Linked DNA regions of Homo sapiens: region 2 is linked to region 1. A link is an interaction called in ENCODE POLR2A ChIA-PET data of the cell type or tissue named here. Cell type or tissue: Panc1. All regions are shown on one strand.

Evidence for each region. ChIA-PET counts read pairs that join two places held together with the same protein. Peaks named below come from ENCODE experiments on the same cell type or tissue, not always from the same donor. Only the 100,000 strongest peaks of a DNase experiment are listed, where the experiment ranks them.
Region 2: POLR2A ChIA-PET joins it to region 1 with 5 read pairs; 10 of 35 experiments call an interaction of 5 or more read pairs at or near these places.

The regions. Positions count from the first base shown.
Region 1 is chr7:2,802,997-2,807,996 of GRCh38, forward strand. All of the region lies in intron 1 of GNA12 (G protein subunit alpha 12), which reads right to left. Among named protein-coding and RNA genes, the nearest start is that of GNA12, 39 kb to the right of the region's middle. RefSeq lists an enhancer at 4,922-5,000. In Panc1, no CTCF peak of the experiment used is centred here; no DNase peak of the experiment used is centred here; H3K4me3 peaks cover 1,191 bases; H3K27ac peaks cover 5,000 bases.
Region 2 is chr7:2,748,843-2,753,842 of GRCh38, forward strand. All of the region lies in intron 2 of GNA12 (G protein subunit alpha 12), which reads right to left. It also overlaps a transcript of AMZ1 not described here. Among named protein-coding and RNA genes, the nearest start is that of AMZ1, 63 kb to the left of the region's middle. In Panc1, no CTCF peak of the experiment used is centred here; no DNase peak of the experiment used is centred here; H3K27ac peaks cover 2,159 bases.

The sequences.
Region 1 (5,000 bases):
ATCAGGCCTATTATTTCTCTAAGAAAGCCCCCTCTTGGCTCTGCCAGTGACTATACCGAGGGCTCACCTCAGGCAATGAAAAGTGGTGGGTAACGAATGGGGAAAACCCAAAAGGCGGTAAACTTGGCTCCTGCTATGGGAGAACTTTCAAAACAAGCGTAGCAGCAAGACAGAGCACGAGCAGATAAGCGACAGTCTCAGATGCAGAGTACAGAGGCCAGCCCCATAACTGGAAGGACAGGACCGTCGGAGGACAGCCAGAATCGCCACCGCTGGTGAGGCCTCGCTCACAGACAGGCTGTGGAGAGCTAAGAAGTCTGTGTGAGAAAGGGGACGATCGAGGGCTTTGGAAAAGGAGAATGGCAAGGTCTGAGGCTGCCTGCAGGTCCCGTGGCAGGTGGGACAGGAGGCAGGGAAGGAGCAGCTAAAGCAGGAGAGTGATCAGGAGCCCCCTAAGTGCTCTCACCCCAAGTGCTCTCAATAAAAGATGGAGAGATCCAAAACCAGGAATTCACCAAACCTGCAGAGCACGGAGAGCAGTGAGGGCCCTGTTGTGTAAGCACAATACCCACCAGTTCTCCCAAGTCAGGTCCACAGGAGGGGATGGCTTAGAAGGGGTGACATTTAGGTAGGTTTTCAACAAATTTAGTTCAGTTGGACAGTGGGAAATCCAAGCTAAGCTTCTCAAGAGGAGATGGAACTGCAGAGAAAACTCTGGGTTTAGGAATGGCATAGGAGAAGCAAATTATCATCATTAGCTTTTTTCAGCTGCCTTGAAAAGGTTTTCCTAAAAGTCCAAAACAAAACAAAACAAAACAAACAAACAAAAAAACAACTCCAAACCAATCCAGATTTCCCCAGATCTCCTGAACTGGAAAGTGAAAATCCAGGGCTCCATTTCAAAACTCACAAGCCAGCAGGCTGGAAACTCCTGGAATCATCTCCCCAACCCCCACCCGCCAGCCATGGCCATGGGCAGACCAACTTCTTCCTCTCCTGTTCTTCCAGGGGTCAGGATAAGTCTCGGAATCTCCCTTCACTAAAAATTTCACTACATGACAAACACTAGTACAAGGGGGAACGAAATCGTCCTCTTAAGTACAGAAAAGATCAGCAAAACTTGAGAACACAAACACACAAAATATCATTCTAAGGGGGAAAAGCTTGCACACACTATCAACAGGTAACAGCTTCATGTGCTAATTCAGTGTTTTCGAAATTCAAGTCAGGATCTGCATTGTGAAATCATTTAGTAGGCATTTTAAAAAGGAAAAGAATATACTGGTAACTAACTGAATAGACTGCAAATAATAAAGGTAAGTGTTTCAAAGAATTTGTTTTAGCAGAGACAGCTATATATAGACGGGTGTGTGTGTATGCGTAAACCCATAAACCCATAAACACACACGCGTGTACATACACCGGGTTCCTCTGGACTATGGTCTGAGTGCCACTGGGCCAGACTCTTGTAGATGAGCCTGCTACAAGGCTGGCTTTCCTTGGTCCCACCACTTCAAAGCCAATAGGACTGGGCTGAGTGTCAAAAGTCCAAACAGTAACAAGTTGGGTTTTGTGAAAAACTGATAAGAGTGCAAAGAAACTGTGTGAGGAGGTGTGAGAAAATGGTGAAATCTTTGTCCTCTGGGGGCAGTGTCACTAGGTTGGTTTTCATTAAACATATTCTTGGCCCATTCGTTGGGGCCATCTTGGATTGCATGGTGAGGTCTGGGAATCACAGAGCTACCACTCAACATTTTCTACCACTAAAGACGTTGAAGAGAGCTGGGCGTGATGGCTTAAGCCTGTAATCCTAGCGCTTTGGGAAGCCGAGGCGGGAGGATCTGTTGAGCCCAGGAGTTGGAGACCAGCCTGGACAACTTACCGAGACCCTATCTCTATTAAAATAAATTAAAAAAAAAAAGATATTGAAGAGGATACGCAGCTAATGTTCATTTTAGAAAGGCTGCTTTTGATTATCAAACATGATGTGTGCAGCGCATGGTGGTGGTGGCACCCCCAGGCAGTGTTCTTTAGAACCCTCCTCCTGATCCAACCTGGTCAAGCTGGGGCCTCAGCACACTGTGGTAAATAAAGGCCCAGAGCCTTTCCACAAAGCCTTTAAACACCGACCAAGGTGCCAAATAAATAAGCAGATGCAGACATGCATAAAATTCATGCCAGTCTATCAACCAAAAGGCTGCTTCAGAGAGGCCATAACAATCTGCGTTCATGGGACTAAGCGCCTGCCATGTGAACGACACTGTGTTAAGTACTCACTGTCCATTAGCTCATTTAGTCTTTATAAATAACTCTGCGAGGAATAGCATTATGCCCATTTTACAAATGAGAAAGCGGAAGCTCAAAATCACACAGTTATCAAGCCTGACCGATTTAGTTTAAGCTAGAGATTTTCTTTTTTTTTGTAGAGACAGGGTCACACTGTGTCCCCCAGGCTGGAGTGCAGTGGCGCAATCAAAGCTCACTGCAGCCTTGACCGCGCGGGCTCAAGCTAGAGATTTTTCAGCTCTGTTCTACACTGCTGTGAGTATCTGGAGAGATAAGGGAGCAGAGGAACAGGCAGGAGGCAGAAGATGCCTGGGCTGCCGCCTGCTCTCACGCAGCTTACAGCAGGCACGGAGACTAGAGCCAGAGCTGAGCTGACCTCTGAGGACCCAACACTTCTGAAATTCTCTAGAACATTTTTTAAAAATAGTAATTAAAATCTGGAAGTATGGGATATACTGTTAAGCCTGGCTACATTAGAAGACATTTTGTGCATTCAGACACTACTTGAGTCTAATATCTCCAGACACTGAAAACACTCACTCATCTACGCTATCTTGGCAGCCCAGCAAGAGACCATCTAATGGTGGCTCTGTCCCAGCCACGAGGGCCACCGAGCAGTGGACGTGCGGCCCAGCTGAACTGAGAGGTATTATAAATACATACTGGATCACAAAGAGTACAAAAAGAACACGTAAACTTCTTTTGTTTATACTGATTACATGTTGCAATTGTAATATTTTGGATATGTTGGATTCAATAAAATCTATTATTAAAATCATTTTTCTTTCGTTCTTTCTCCTTAATGTGGCTACTAGAAAATCTGAAGTACACACGTGCCTTACATTTGTGGCTCACATTCGATTTGCTATTGGACAGCATTGCTGTAGGATAACATATCTAAAAGAATTTGTCTTGGTCGGGGGCGGTGGCTCACGCCTGTAATCCCAGCACTTTGGGAAGCCAAGGCAGGCAGATCACCTGAGGTCAGGAGTTCGAGACCAGCCTGGCCAACATGGTGAAACCCTATCTCTACTAAAAACACAAAAATTAGTTGGGTGTGGGCACATGGTGGCAGGTGCCTGTAATCCCAGCTACTCGGGAGGCAGAGGTTGCAGTGAGCTGAGATTGCACCACTGCAGCACTCCAGCCTGGGGGATAGAGCGAGACTCTGTCTCAAAAAAAAAAAAAAAAAAAAAGAAAAAGAAAAAAGAAGAAAGAACTTGTCTTTTTCTGATTATAAAAGTGTATTTTTAGTGCAAAAAATAGAGGAAATATAGAAATACATAAAGAAGAAAATTAAATCCTTAAAAATATCACTATCTAGAAATAACTTATTAACATCTAGGAATGTTATCTGTCTTATTCTTTACAGAACATTTTGTAACACTTTAAAATTTTTCTAGCGATGTATCGTAAACACTTTCCTATGTCATTCAAGATTTCAAGATCTGTAATGGCTGCAGAGTAGTCCGACATGTGGGACATGCTAAGATTGAGGTAATCCCTATGGCTGGACATCGGAATTCTTTCCAGTGTATGGAAAGAATAAACAACGATGCAAGGAACTCCTTGATACATCCCTATTTTCACATATATGGCTATTTTCTTGTGACAAATTCCTAGATGTTGAATTATAAAACTGCTGGGTCAAAAAAGTATACACACATTTTTGAGGTTTTGATAAATATTACTAAACTGTTTTCCAGAAAGGTTCTGCCAATTTACACATTTATGTTTAATAACTTTTAATTTTCCTTTATTTTCCCCCAAATTGTTTTTTAGTTGATCTATTTGCTTCACGAAAATTGTCCTCCAATAATATCTAAGCAGTCATGACCTCAAACCACAGCTCAAAGAGAAATCAGGATAACTAGCAACTGAAAATGAGGAAAATTTAGTGTATGTATACTGACAACTGAAAATTAGAAAAAATGGAATAGACATTTGGCTTCTCTACTTCAAATAAGCTTTTATACTGATTTTTATACTTTATTTTCCTCTAAGTCCCATTATAATACAATAATAAGTAATAAAGTACCAATTAGTAATAAAAATGCTTAAATTTCACAAACATGTTTGAATTTCTAGTCTCTTGTTTCCAGTAAGAAAACTAGGCTCAGTCAACACTTCCAATAAAACGTTTCATGAAGGTATAAAGAACAATTTAAAACATTTAGCCTGAGTTCTTAGAAGTTTCAAAATCAAGAGAGCCTTGAATTTGATGGGAGATTTACTATTAATTACTGTCTCCATAAACAGAAATCTCTTTGAATTAATGAGCATTAAAATAAGGTATAAGAGAGAAAAAAAAAAAAACCTAGCCAGGATAACACAGCAGCTTGCTCACTGTTCTCATCCGTTGCCTCTAAGACTATCTGGAGGAAAGTTCAAACTTGCGATAAGACCAAATGGAAAAAAGCTGGAAGAAGTAAATTTAAGTAGTAAATTACTACTGCAGAAAATAAACTCAATGGTAACTTCAACAGCACCAAAAACGCACTTGGACATGGCAATAATTAAATATCAGCATCAGGCAGCCTCACTAAACAAGACGCTGCAGCGTTTCAAATTAAGGGGCCAACCTTAGGCACACACACGACCGAAGAGCAGCCGCTGAGCTCATGAAAAACCTGTTCGCGCAGAAACCGCTCTGTGCCCCGTGGAGGAGCTACGATGAATTATTAGGTGAAAGTACCACAAGCTCCGTGATCATT
Region 2 (5,000 bases), 54 kb before region 1:
GGGCAAAGGACATGAACAGACACTTCTCAAAAAAAGACATTTATGCAGCCAAAAGACACATGAAAAAATGCTCATCATCACTGGCCATCAGAGAAATGCAAATCAAAACCACAATGAGATGCCATTTCACACCAGTTAGAATGGTGATCATTAAAAAGTCAGGAAACAACAGGTGCTGGAGAGGATGTGGAGAAATAGGAACACTTTTACACTGTTGGTGGGACTGTAAACTAGTTCAACCATTGTGGAAGTCAGTGTGGCGATTCCTCAGGGATCTAGAACTAGAAATACCATTGGACCCAGCCATCCCATTACTGGGTATATACCCAAAGGATTATAAATCATGCTGCTATAAAGACACATGCACACGTGTGTTTATTGCGGCACTATTCACAATAGCAAAGACTTGGAACCAACCCAAATGTCCAACAATGATAGACTGGATTAAGAAAATGTGCCACATATACACCATGGAATACTATGGAGCCATAAAAAATGATGAGTTCTTGTCCTTTGTAGGGACATGGATGAAACTAGAAACCATCATTGTCAGCAAACTATTGCAAGGACAAAAAACCAAACACCCCATGTTCTCACTCATAGGTGGGAACTGAACAATGACAACACATGGACACGGGAAGGGGAACATCACACACCGGGGACTATTGTGGGGTAGGGGGAGGGGGGAGGGATAGCATTAGGAGATATACCTAATGCTAAATGACGAGTTAATGGGTGCAGCACACCAACATGGCACATGTATACATATGTAACAAACCTGCACGTTGTGCACATGTACCCTAGAACTTAAAGTATAATAATAATAAAATAAAAAAAAAGAAAATCTTATCAGATACACAAAAAACATAGTGGAAAACAAATGGAAATTTTAGAACTAAAACACACAACATCTGAAATTTTAAAATTTACTGGATGAACTTAATAAGAGACTGGGGATGAGAGAGGAAAGAATCAGTGACCACTGAAATTAGATTAATAGAGATGACCCAATGATCCAATCTCAAAAAGAGAAAAAAGATAAAGAATGAGGTGCAGGCATCTTTGGGGCAATTCCTAAAGGCCTAATACACAAGTAGTTGGAATCTCACAGAAGAGAACAAAGAGAGTGGGGCAGAGAATGTTTTTAGAAGCAGAAAACTTTCCAAATTTGGTGAAAGACATAAATTTACAGATTTCAAGAAGCTCCACAAATTCCAAATATGATAAGTATGAAGAAACTCATAGCAAGGATGCTATACCACACACTTCTGAATAATCCACAGGTCAAAGAAGTCAGACTCTCCGGTCTGACATGTAAAGGGCCTGGAAGTCGTCACTCCCATCCTCACAGCAGCGACACCGGCAAGGAGAACAAACTGCAAGTCCCAGCTCTGCTTAGACCCATCAGAGAGCTGAGATCACAGGACACACTGCTGCCCCCAAACTGCAGAGGCAGACAGGCAAATGCAGAGAATCGCAGTTTACCAGGAACAGAAGATGATGCCAGAGCCTGCAACTGATAGGTTATGCCTGGCTTTTAAGAAAAAATACTGGAGTCCCCTCCTTATCCTCAGGGGACACATGCTGAGACCTCAGTGGATGCCTGAAGCCTTGAATAATACCCAACCTTATCTATATTGTTTTTCCCTTTACACATGTACCTATGGTCAAGTTTAATTGATAAGTTAGGCAGAGTAAGGTTAACAATAAAACAGAACAATTGTAACAACACACTGTAATAAAGTTATGTGAATGTGGTCTCTCAAAGTGTCTCACTGTACTGTATTCATCCCCTTTTGGACCACGGTTGACTGCGGGTAACTGAAACCATGGAAGGTGAAGCCACGGACACGGGGGACTATTGGACAGGCATGTTAACAGACACACACACAGTGTGAAGAGCAAGGGGGACTATCGGACAGGCATGTCCCATAGTGTGAAGAAACACAGTGTGAAGTTACAAAGTGAGGCCTCAGAACCAGATTCGGATATGGCGAAAGTTTTAGAGTTATCAGCTTGGGAACTGAAATAACTGATTAATATGAGGGTGCGAATGGAAAGGTGGACAGATGGGAACAGAAGCGAGAGATATGCACACTCCAGGAGTGGTACCCAGACATGCCAAAATCAAGAAGAATTCACAATGTACATCAGAAAGTATTTTGAACTTCAAGACAATGTTAAAATATCAACACTTTTATCTTGAGATGTTGCCACTACAGCATTTCGGGGAGAAATCTGTTGCTTTACATGCTTATATTAGGGCCGGGCCCGGGGGCACACACTTGTAACCCCAGCACTTTAGGAGGCTGAGGCAGGTGGACTGGTTGAGGTCAGGAGTTCAAGACCTGGGCAACATGGTAAAACCCCATCTTCTCAAAAAAAACCCCAAAGTTAGCCGAGTATGTTGGCACATGCTTGTAGTCCCAGCTACTCAGCAGGGGGAGCTGAGGTGGGAGGATCACTTCAACCCAGAAGGCCGAGGCTGCAGTGAGCCAAGACTGCACCACTGCAATCCAGTATAGGCAACAGAGCAAGACCGTTTCAAAGAAAAAAGAAAAAAAAAAAAAACAGCTTATAGAAGAGAAAAAATGATCAAAAATCACTGACCAAAGGTACCACCTCAAAGAGCTTAATGAAGAGCTCTTTAAACTCAAGGTAAGCAGGAGAAAGAAAATAACAAAGATGAGATAACAATGAAATGGAAAATGAATTTTGCAATAGAAACAATTAACAAGGCCAAATGTTGGTTCTTTAAAAATGTCAACAGAACTGATAACCTCCTAAGGGAATTAAGAAAAAGAAAAAACAAATCTCCAGTATCAGGAATGAAAAAGTTATACTATAGCTCCGTCAAACATTGACAGGTATTAAGAGAATGTTCCAAACAACTTTATGCTAACAGATTGGACATCTTATACGAAATGGACAAATTGCTTTAAAAAATTTAATTTCCCAAAACGGATACTGTATGAAATAGAAAATTTGAACAGCCTTTAAAAGACTGGATTTGTTCTAAAACAACAACAAAACTTCCCCAAAGGAAAACTCCAGGCCTAGATGACCTCACTATCAAACACGTAAAGAAGAAATAACACTAACGAACGTGAACTTTTTCAGAAAATCAAAGAGGAAGAAATAATTTCCAACTCCTTTTATGAGGCCAGCATCATCCTGGTACCCACACCGACAAGATTATCAAAAAAGAAAAATTACAGACCAACTCTCCCCTTGAAAAGACACAATATCTTTAACAAAACTTTAGCAATTTAAACCTAACTACATAAAAAATGTCAATAGAAGACAGCCACTATTTTAGCAAAATAAGGAAGAAAAAAATACGAATGTTTCAATAGATGCAGAAAAAAAGCATGTGAAAAAATTCAACACATGCTCAGGGCTTAAAAAAAAAGTCCTCTCTCACCAGACTAATAGAAAGAAACTTCCTCAGTTTGATAAAGGGCATCTATGAAAACCATGCAACTAACATCCTAAGTCATGGTGGACCACTGAGTACTTTCACCCTAACACTGGGTGTAAGGCAAGGATGCCCACTTTTACTGCTTCTGGTCAATGCTAAGTTAGAAAGACTAACAGCAAAAAGCAAGACAGCAAGCAAGCGAACAAATGAAACAAAAGACACAGGGACTGGAAAGCAAGAAATAAAACAATCTGCAGATCGCCTAACTGTTCAAACACAAAATCCTAAGGAAGCTATAAAAAAGCTAGCAACAGAATCAATCCGTGAGTTCAGCACATTCACAAGATAAGAGATTACTACACAAAAATCAAGTATATGTTTTACATACTGCCAATAACCCAATGGAATCTAAACATTGTAAAAGCAATTCCGTTTTTAATAGTACTAAGAAACGTGAATTTTTTTTTGCCGTAACTTTTCATCTTGAAATAATTATAGATGCATAGGAAGTTGCAAAGATTGCCTAGAGAGGTATAGGTGGACCTGCCATGCATTTTCCCCAGTGGTTACATCTGTTGTTCTTATAGTACAATATCAGAACCAGGGAACTGACGTTAGTACAATGTGTGTGTGGTTCCATGCACTTTGTCACCTGTCTAGATTTGTGTAACCACCACTGCAATCAAGAGACACAACTGTCCCACCACAACGGTCTCCCTCGTGCTACCAATTTATAATCACAGCCATCCTCCTTCTTCCACCATCCCTAATCCCTTGGTAACCACGAATCTGATTTCCATCTCTAGAATGTATAGTCACTGATCTGTTTTCTGTTCCTATAGTTTTGCCTTTTCTAGAGTGTACTTAAAGTGAAACCATACAGCATGCGGCTTTTTTTTTTTAAAAAAAGAGACAGGGTCTTACTGTGTTGCCCAGGATGGAATGCAGCGGCATGATCATGGCTCACTGCAAACTCTCCTCCCAGGCTCAAATGATCCTCCTGCCTCAGCCTCCCAAGTAGCTGGGACTATAGGTGCATGCCACCACGATTGGCTAATTTTATTTTTTGTAGAGATGGGATCTTGCTATGTTGTCCAGGCTGGTCTTAAACTACTGGGCTCAAGCCATCCTCCCAAAGTGCTGGGATTACAGGTGTGAGCCCCTGCACCTGGCAGCATGTGGCCTTTGGAAGTTGGCTTTTTTCACTCAACATAATGTCCTTGGGATCTGCTCACACTGTTGCATCTGTCAGTAGCTTGCCCCTTTTTACTGCTGGGAGAATTCCATGGTCTGAACGTGCCGCAGTTTATTTAACCATTTACCAATCTAGAGACATTTTGGTTGTTTCTGTATTTTAGCTATTACACATAAAACTCTGTGAACATTCATGTACAGGTGTGGTGTGGATGTAAGTTTCATTTCTCTAGGGTAAATGCCCAGGAGTGTGACTGCCGGGCTGTATAAGTGTATGTTTAATTTTTTTTTCCTTTTAATTACATTTATTTTAATGCTGAATTTACTCCTGTGCCATAAGTTTTTGTTTCTTCAGTTTCTTCTGGGATATCTTTTTCTTCTGGGC